2 separate regions of the Homo sapiens genome follow, and region 2 is linked to region 1. A link is an interaction called in ENCODE POLR2A ChIA-PET data of the cell type or tissue named here. Cell type or tissue: GM12878. All regions are shown on one strand. Each heading gives the region's core, and the rest is flanking DNA. Links, peaks and the distances in the headings are about the cores only.

The links. ChIA-PET counts read pairs that join two places held together with the same protein. Peaks named below come from ENCODE experiments on the same cell type or tissue, not always from the same donor. Only the 100,000 strongest peaks of a DNase experiment are listed, where the experiment ranks them.
Region 2: POLR2A ChIA-PET joins it to region 1 with 5 read pairs; 3 of 35 experiments call an interaction of 5 or more read pairs at or near these places.

Annotation. Positions count from the first base shown.
Region 1 is chr3:101,424,652-101,429,055 of GRCh38, reverse strand. The region is part of intron 4 of SENP7 (SUMO specific peptidase 7); the gene reads left to right. Among named protein-coding and RNA genes, the nearest start is that of SENP7, 86 kb to the left of the region's middle. In GM12878, for the core only: no CTCF peak of the experiment used is centred there; no DNase peak of the experiment used is centred there.
Region 2 is chr3:100,728,950-100,733,353 of GRCh38, reverse strand. It overlaps TFG (trafficking from ER to golgi regulator), which reads right to left. Exons shown (of 8, transcript NM_006070.6): 5 at 682-846. Among named protein-coding and RNA genes, the nearest start is that of TFG, 22 kb to the right of the region's middle. In GM12878, for the core only: no CTCF peak of the experiment used is centred there; a DNase peak (open chromatin) is centred at 2,603.

The DNA of each region.
Region 1 (4,404 bases), core at 284-4,283:
AGATAGATAGACCAATGGAACAGAACAGAGGCCTCAGAAATCACACCACACATCTACAACCATCAGATCTTTGACAAACCTGACAAAAACAAGCAATGGGGAAAGGATTCCCTATTTAATAAATGGTGTTGTGTAAACTGGCTAGCCATATGCAGGAAACTGAAATGACTCCTTCCTTAGACCTTATACAAAAATTAACTCAAGATGGATTAAAGACTTAACTGTAAGACCTAAAACCATAAAAACCCTAGAAGAAAACCTAGGCAATATCATTCAGGACATAGGCATGGGCAAAGATTTCATGACTAAAACACCAAAAGCAATGGCAACAAAAGCCAAAATTGACAAATGGGATCTAATTAAAGAGCTTCTGCACAGCAAAAGAAACTATCAGCTGAGTGAACAGGCAACCTATGGAATGGGAGAAAATTTTTGCAATCTGTCCATCTGACAAAGGGCTAATATCCAGAATCTACAAAGAATTTAAACAAATTTACAAGAAGAAAAAGAGAACCTCATCAAAAAGTAGGTGAAGGGTATGAACAGACACTTCTCAAAAGAAGACATTTACGCAGCCAACAAACTTCTGAAAAAAATTCTCATCATCACTGGTCATTAGAGAAATGCAAATTAAAACCATAATGAGATACCATCTCACGCCAGTTAGAATGGTGATCATTAAAAAGTCAGGAAACAGCAGATGCTGGAGAGGATATGGAGAAATAGGAACACTTTTACATTGTTGGTGGGAGTGTAAATTAGTTCAACCATTGTGGAAGACTGTGTGGTGACTCCTCAAGGATGTAAAACTAGAAATACCATTTGACCTAGCAATCCCATTACTGGGTATATACCCAAAGGATTATAGATCATTCTACTGTAAAGACACATGCACATGTATGTTTATTGCAGCACTATTCATAATAATAAAGTCTTGGAACCAACCCGAATGCCCATCAATGATAGACTGGATAAAGAAAACATGGCACATATACACCATGGAATACTATGCAGCCATAAAAAAGGATGATTTCATGTCCTTTGCCAGGACATGGATGAAACTGGAAACCATCATTCTCACAAAAGAAACACAAGAAGAGAAAACAAAACACTGCATGTTCTCACTCATAAGTGGGAGTTGAACAATGAGAACACATGGACACAGGGCAGGGAACATCACACACCAGGGCCTGTTGGGGAGTGGGGGGCTGGGGGAGGGATAGCGTTAGGAGAAATACCTAATGTAAATGATGAGTGGATGAGTGCAGCAAAGCACCATGGCACATGTATACCTATGTAACAGACCTGCATGTTGTGCACATGTACCCCAGAACTTAAAGTATAATAATAATAAATAAAAAATTTATTTGATATTCTTTTCTTCAAAAGAAAAAAAAGAAAAAGAAAAAGGAAATTCTGTGCTGATGCATTGTACCTGAATGAAAGCAGAGGTGCATTTTGCCAGGTCCCACAGAAATTTAATTTTGCATGTATTGAGGTAATCATGTGGTTTTTGACTTTAGCTCTGTTTATGTGATAAATCAAATTTTTTTTTTTTTTTTTTTGGAGACAGTGTCTTGCTCTGTCACCCAACCTGGAGTTCAGTGGTGCTATCTGGGCTCACTGCAACCGCCACCTCCCGGGTTTAAGCAATTCTCGTGCTTTAGCTTCCCGAGTAGCTGAGACTAAAGGTGTGCACCACCACTCCCGGGTAGTTTTTTGTATTTTCAGTAAAGACAGGGTTTTGCCATGTTGCCCAGGCTGGTCTCAAACTCCTGAGCTCAGGCAATCCTCTTGCCTCGGTCTCCCCAAGTGCTAGGACTACAGGAGTGAGCCACTGCACCTGGCCTCAAATTTCTGATTTGCATATGTTGAACCCCCGTTTCATCCCAGGTGTAAAGCCTGCTTGATCGTGATGAATAAGCTTTTTGGTATGCTGGTGGATTTGATTTGCCTGTATTTTGTTGAGGACTTTTGCATTGATGTTCATAAAGGATATTGGCCTTAAATTTTTCATTTTGTCTCTGCCAAGTTTTTGTATCAGGATGATGCTGGCCTCATAGAATGAGTTGGGGATGTTAGCTAGTTATTATGCAGACTTGTTTCTGTAGTTGCTTTATGGTGTCACTGGTCTGTGTACTTCAGTGTGTTTCTGTAGTGGCTGGTAACATTGTTTCCTTTCCATATTTAGTGCTTCTTTCAGGAGCTCTTCCAAGGCAGGTCGTGTGGTAATCAATTTCCTCAGCATTTGCTTGTCTGAAAAGAATCTTCTTAGGCTGGGTGCCATGGCTCATGCCTGTAATCCCAGCACTTTGGGAGGCTGAGGTGGGAGGATCACTTGAGGTCTGGCGTTCAAGATCAGGCTGGCCAACATGATGAAACCCCCGTCCCTACTGAAAATAAAAAAAATTAGCTGGGCATGGTGGTGGGTGCCTGTAATCCCAGCTACTCGGGAGGCTGAGGCAGGACAATCACTTGAGCCTGGGAGGCAGAGGTTGCAGTGAGTCAAGATGGTGCCACTGAACTCCATCCTGGGCAGCAGAGCGAGACTCTATCTAAAAAAAAAAAAAAATCTTATTTCTCCTTCACTTATGAAGCTTAGTTTGGCTGCATATCACATTTTGGGTTATAATTTATTTTCTTTAAGAACATTGAATACTGTTCCTCAATCTGTTCTGGCTTTTATGGTTTCTGCTGAGATGTCTGCTGTTAGTCTGATGGGCTTCCCTTTGTAGGTGACCTGACCTTTTTAGCTGCCTGTAACATTTTTTCTTTGATTTTGACCTTGGAGAATCTGATGATTATGTGTCTTTGGGATGATCTTGTGAAATATCTTACTCGGGTTCTCTGCTAGGCCTCTCTAGCTAGGCTGGGGAAGTTCTCATGGGTGACAGAACTCATGAATGATAGGTTGGGGAATGTTGGCCTCTCTGACTAGGTTGGGGAAGTTCTCATGGATGATATTCAGAAATATGTTTTCCATGTTGGTTACCATCTCTCCATCTCTTTCAGGTACACTAGTGAGTTGTAGGTTTAGTCTCTTTACATAATCCCTTATTTCTCAGAGGTTTTGTTTGTTTCTTTTCATTCTTTTTTCTCTATTTTTGTCTGACTGTCTTATTTCAGAAAGTCAGTCTTCAGGCACTGAGATTCTTTGCTCCACTTGGTCTATTCTGCTATTAATACTTGCGATTGCATTATGAAATTCTTGTATATTTTTCAGCTATATCATGTTAGTTGGTTTCTTTGTGTACTGGCTATTTTGTCTGTTAGCTCCTGCATTTTTTTATTGTGATTCTTAGCTTCCTTGGATTGGTTTTCAACATACTCTTGCATCTCAATGATTTTCATTCCTACTCATATTCTGAATTCTATTTCTGTCATTTCAGCCATCTCAGCCTAGTTCAGAACCCTTGCTGGAGAGATGGTTCGGTTCTTTGGAAGAAAGAAGGCACTCGGGCTTTTTGAGTTTTCAGTGTTCTTTTGCTGGTTCTTTCTCATCTTTGTGGGCTTAAGTTCCTTCAGTCTTTGAAGTTGCTAACCTTTGGGTAGAGTCTTTTTCTTTTATCTTGATGACTTTGAGGGTTTGATTGTGGTAAAAAGTGGAGTCAGCCAACTGGCTTTGTTTCTGGAAGATTTTAGGGTACCAGTGCTCAGCTCCCAACTTCTCCTGGACTGTGTGCTCTAACTCTGTGGGACTTGTATCAGACCCCAACTTTGTTCTCTGTTACCTCAAGGTTAGGAATCCACTGTGTTGGGGGGCTGAGGTGCTCCTGGACTGCTGGTCACTACTCTCCAATGGGTGGTGTCAGCTAAAGCATTTCATAGTGCAGTAGTGCAGTGGCAGCTGGATGTATCCTCATTTGCATGTGCCAGCAGCAGTGGTAGTGTATTAGTGTGTTCTTAGGCTGTTGATAAAGGCATACCCCTGACTGGGTAATTTATAAAGAAAAAGAGGTTTAATAGACTCACAGTTCCATGTGACTATGGGGGGACTCACAATTATGGCAGAAGGTGAAAGGAACATCTTACATGGCGGTGGACAAGAGGGAATGAAAACCAAGTGAAAGGGGTTTCCCTTTATAAAACCATTAGATCTCATGAGGCGTATTCACTTCCATGAGAACAGTATGGGGAAACTGACACTATGATTCAGTGAACTCCCACTAGGTCCCTCCCACAACACGTGGGAAGATGAGATTTGGGTGGGAACACAGCCAAACTGTATCACGCAGTGTGGCCTAGTGCATGTCTGTTGGCTGTGGCAAGGTGCTAATGGGTGCCAGGGTGCCTGTCTTCATATGAGTGTTCACCACAGTGGCAGCGGCAATGTGGCTGATGGGGAGCAGGAGTCCCTGCTGGTGACTGTGTGTGTGGTTGTGCTGTTGGTGATGTTGGCACGGG
Region 2 (4,404 bases), core at 120-4,119, 700 kb after region 1:
AAATCACAGCGACCTTGAAGAGTTCAACAGAAATCACCCAACCTGAAGAACAGAGAGAAGACTGAAGAAAAATGAACCTTAATGACCCATGAGACAGTATCAAGCTCTCCAATGTATGTGTTATTAGAATCCGAAAAGAGAAAAAGCAGGAAAAAATAATGAAGAAATTATAACCAAAAGTTAAACAGAATAAAACAATATAGGTACTGCTTTAAGGTTAAAAACTTATTTATATAAAAACCCACTGTATACTCAAGCAATTTAACAAGAAAATCTACATTTAATTTTCAATTTCTCTAAGATGAGGAGATAAGACAAATCAAATATAATTCGAATACTGCAACTAATCAAATTATAAAATAGTTCAGATTTTTAAAAACTTTCTAAATTTTACTTTCAAAAATTTACTTGAACCCAACAGTGCTTATTCTTTAAGGGGGAGGGTGCTACTCTTGGGGAGAGGACATAAGAAAGCTTTCTGAAGTGCTGGAAATCATCTACATCTTAATCTAGTTAGTCTTTTACATAAGTGTACACATATGTAAAAATTTGTTAAGCAGAACCCTTAAGATTTGTGCACTTCACCATATCCAAGTTATTCTTCAATTAAAGAAAGAAGGAAAGGGAAGAACGGAAAGATGAAGGAAACGAAGGGTGTAAAGGAGTTGGAAACCAACTTACCTGAAACCTGATCATCTGTTAAGCCAAACGCTGACATAACATTTTTATTGATTTCATCTTGGTTTTTTAAAGGATCAAAAGCAGACATACTTGCTGCCATAACCTGAGTAGACTGTTTTCCAGAAGAATCAGAAGCAGACTTTTCTTCCCTACCATCCACAGTATCTGTAAAAATAGAGGAATAAACAAAAACTTGTTTCCTTTTTATCTATATTCAGTAAGGCCTAAAAGTACAAGGGAAATAATGCAGGTGTATAATGATAGTCTGGAATGTTAAGCATGTCGGAATATAGGATTACAGATCATTTTAATTCCTTTATTTTTTTTATATTTTTCCTTCTAGTAACAGGGAGAAGAGGGCAAAAAGAAACAGAAGATGAACAAAAGCTTTCCAAAAAAATTATTTACCTCCTTTTGTAAGAAACATTAGATGAAAAAAATACAAGCTCCTTGATAAAGAGAAACATTTTACTTTTTTTGGTTTTTTTGGAGCCCAATAACCTATATCCTAGTATCAGATACCCACTGGGCACTCTGGAAATAATAATTATAGGAACTAAGGCTTTATTTTATAAAAAGAAACTGAACTAAGGTTATAATCTCAAATTTTACATTTTATTTCTACTGTCTACTGGTCCACTATTAAATTACATGGAAATCAAGCCAACCATAATTAATTCATAATCTTCCATAAATAGCACATTAAAAACATTTTTGAATTTGCTACCTTCTATTTTAATATGTATTACTTATTAAAATACTTATTAAAATGCTTACAGATGAAATGATGTATATGGGATCTGCATCAAAATAATACAGGAGGGGAGCCGGGTGCAACAGCTCATGCCTGTAATTCCAGCACTTTGAGAGGCCGAGGTGGGTAGATCACTTGAGGTCAGGAGCTCGAGACCAGCCTGGCAAAACCCAATCTCTACCAAAAATACAAAAATTAGCTAGGCACAGTGATGCATGCCTGTAATCCCAGCTACTCAGGAGGCTGAGTCACGAGAATCACTTGAACCCAGGAGGCAAAGTTTGTAGTGAGCTGAGATTGTACTCCACTCTGGGTAACAGGAGGGGCGGAAATGTGTATAGTGTAATTATATGATACTATAAGTTGGTAACTGTTGAAACTGGATGTGGGTTTCTGGGATTCATTATAATGTCTACTTTCTTATATACTTAAACTTTTCTATAATAAAATGTTTAAAACAACAACAGAAAAACAAAATGTCAAATATTATGAGCAGGTTAAATTTAAAATCATGCTTTTCTTCTCAGGATACTAAGATATTCCACAGGCATTTATACTACTGTCTTGTGAAAGAAAAAGAGTTCAAGAATTTTAACATACATTTTACAAATAGGAATCCAAGTCCAAGATACAAAAGACATCAAAAGAAACAAACAAAAAACACGAACAAGTAAACAAAAAGACTGTTGCTAACCATTTACTCAATTAAGGGACAATGATTATCACTTTTGTTACCAAGCAAGTAAATGAACATCAGTTCTTAGATCACCCCTGTAATCAATACAAAATGTATCTTCTGAAAAAAATGTTAAGTGCTAAACCGAATATAAGTACCCACAGCACACACTGGCTGGCAGCTCATTCATTCCTAACATACCATTCCAGGCTACCCTAATATTTTCTAAATGTTTGGAAAAAGAAAACTACTACTAGAAGTATTCCTTTAAAACATGTCTACCAGTTATCTATCTTCCCTACCAACTTCCTTCCTCTAATCCCAAGAGCATACCACGTCAGTCTTACAAGTTGTTTCCCCTCACATCTCACTACCTATGCCTCTTTTCACTTATCACAAACTAAAACCATCAGGAAACATACTATACGTCCTACTACTTGCTCCATTAGCTGCTGGAGATACTGCAACAGGTCAATCTTCTATCTAAGGTAGTTTACACATCATTTGCCTCTTAAAGGAAAACAAGCATCCAAGAACCGCTGTAATAGAGAGCTGAAGACCACAGGTGGCCACATTTCTTGGTGAGGGTAAGCCACAGGTTCTAAATAGCACTGATAGCTGATTGGCAATTTCATTTTGTGGACTAGATTTCAGTTTCTGATGTATGGTTTTCTTGTTGTTTTTGTTTTCTAAAAAAATAAGAACTATCTCTAAAAATATAATGCAGATTGTATTATTCTTATATCATCTTATCATCAGATATGTCAGACAGGACACAATAACTAGAAAATGGCCATACAAGAAAACAACATATGGCATGATTTCCAAAATGCAGAGAAGAAACCAATTTTAACACCTTTTACATTAACATAGGTAAAAAGCTAACAGTATGTATAAAAAATATAGACACAAAGAATAAAGTATAAACAGTAGCAAGAAAGAGGTGAGGAAAAAGTTTCACCTAAAGCAAAAAACTCATAAATCCATTCCTTAGAGTAGAATGTGGGCCACTGTAGCTAATTTCTGAACAGTATTGGCTATACTGGTTAAATTCTCATCTACACTTCTTAATATTCTGCAGATGGTTAAATCCCCTGAAATTATATGCAAATGTTGTGTCAGCATCTATGAATTCTTCTGGAAAAATTGTCTAACTTTTTCATTGATTCTTGATCTAAAATTGGAAATTTTTGTTTGGAGAGGTAGGGCTCAGAATAGGCAACCTTCTTTGACCTGAAATATAAAAGGTTTCATCATAAAGTGACCAAGAGGATCTCATTATAGTATTCAGCAAATCTCCATTATGTTCTGAAATAGAAGTGCAACTAGGAATAATCAATCACCAAATATTTATTAAACATCTATCATTAACATAATTCCATATGACTATTAGAAGACAGGAAGAGAGAAATGATGGAAAATACATCTTTATTTAAACTGTAACTAAAATAAAAATAGAAAACAAAAACTTCCAAAATATTTAGTGGCCAAAAATAGAATACATACCATTTATCCACAAAAATTATCTCATGTTAAGCCCTTTATATGCAGTCATCCAGTCTAGACTTTTTTTAAATTACTATTTCACAATATGGACAGTTTTAAACTATGAAAATTATAAGCAAACAAAGAATTTGTAAAAAGAAAAAAATAATAATAAGAGTTTTCTTTAAATGCAACATCTAAGAATCTTAAAAGAAGAAAGCAGTTTTTTAACTGTACTTTCAAGTCATTAACACATACTTAAAGTTCAGTCCACATTTTAAAATACATTCGGTCCCAAAATTATGTCAGTTCCAAATGTTGACACATTTTGCTTTATCTTAACACAAACAGTACATGTCATTATACAATGGGGAAAAAATTAGTTTTTCTTTAATTATTATTAAAAACTGTGTTTCAAATTTACAACATACCATTTTTAATGAACATTACTAATCTAAGTGATTTTTAGTTGAAAATACTTCCAACACTATGTAATTATTCATGAAATGATTTTCAATTCCCAAGGTTCATTACTTATCTATTATACTAAAAAGGGTTCATGTGTCAAAAGGATTTGAAAACTGACCTGTGTAACAAATCCAAAAGTCTAAGACTAGTTGCGAAAGAATCACCCAAAAAACACTTTAAAAATGGGATTTCCAGGTGCTACGCTCCAGTAGGTCTATGATGAGATCCAGAAATTGGTATAATGAAACCTCCTAGTAATTCTGATGAACAGCAAAGTTTAGGAACACAGACATAAATACTAGTAGAGAGGCAGAGGAAGAAACAAGAGTGACATTGGGGA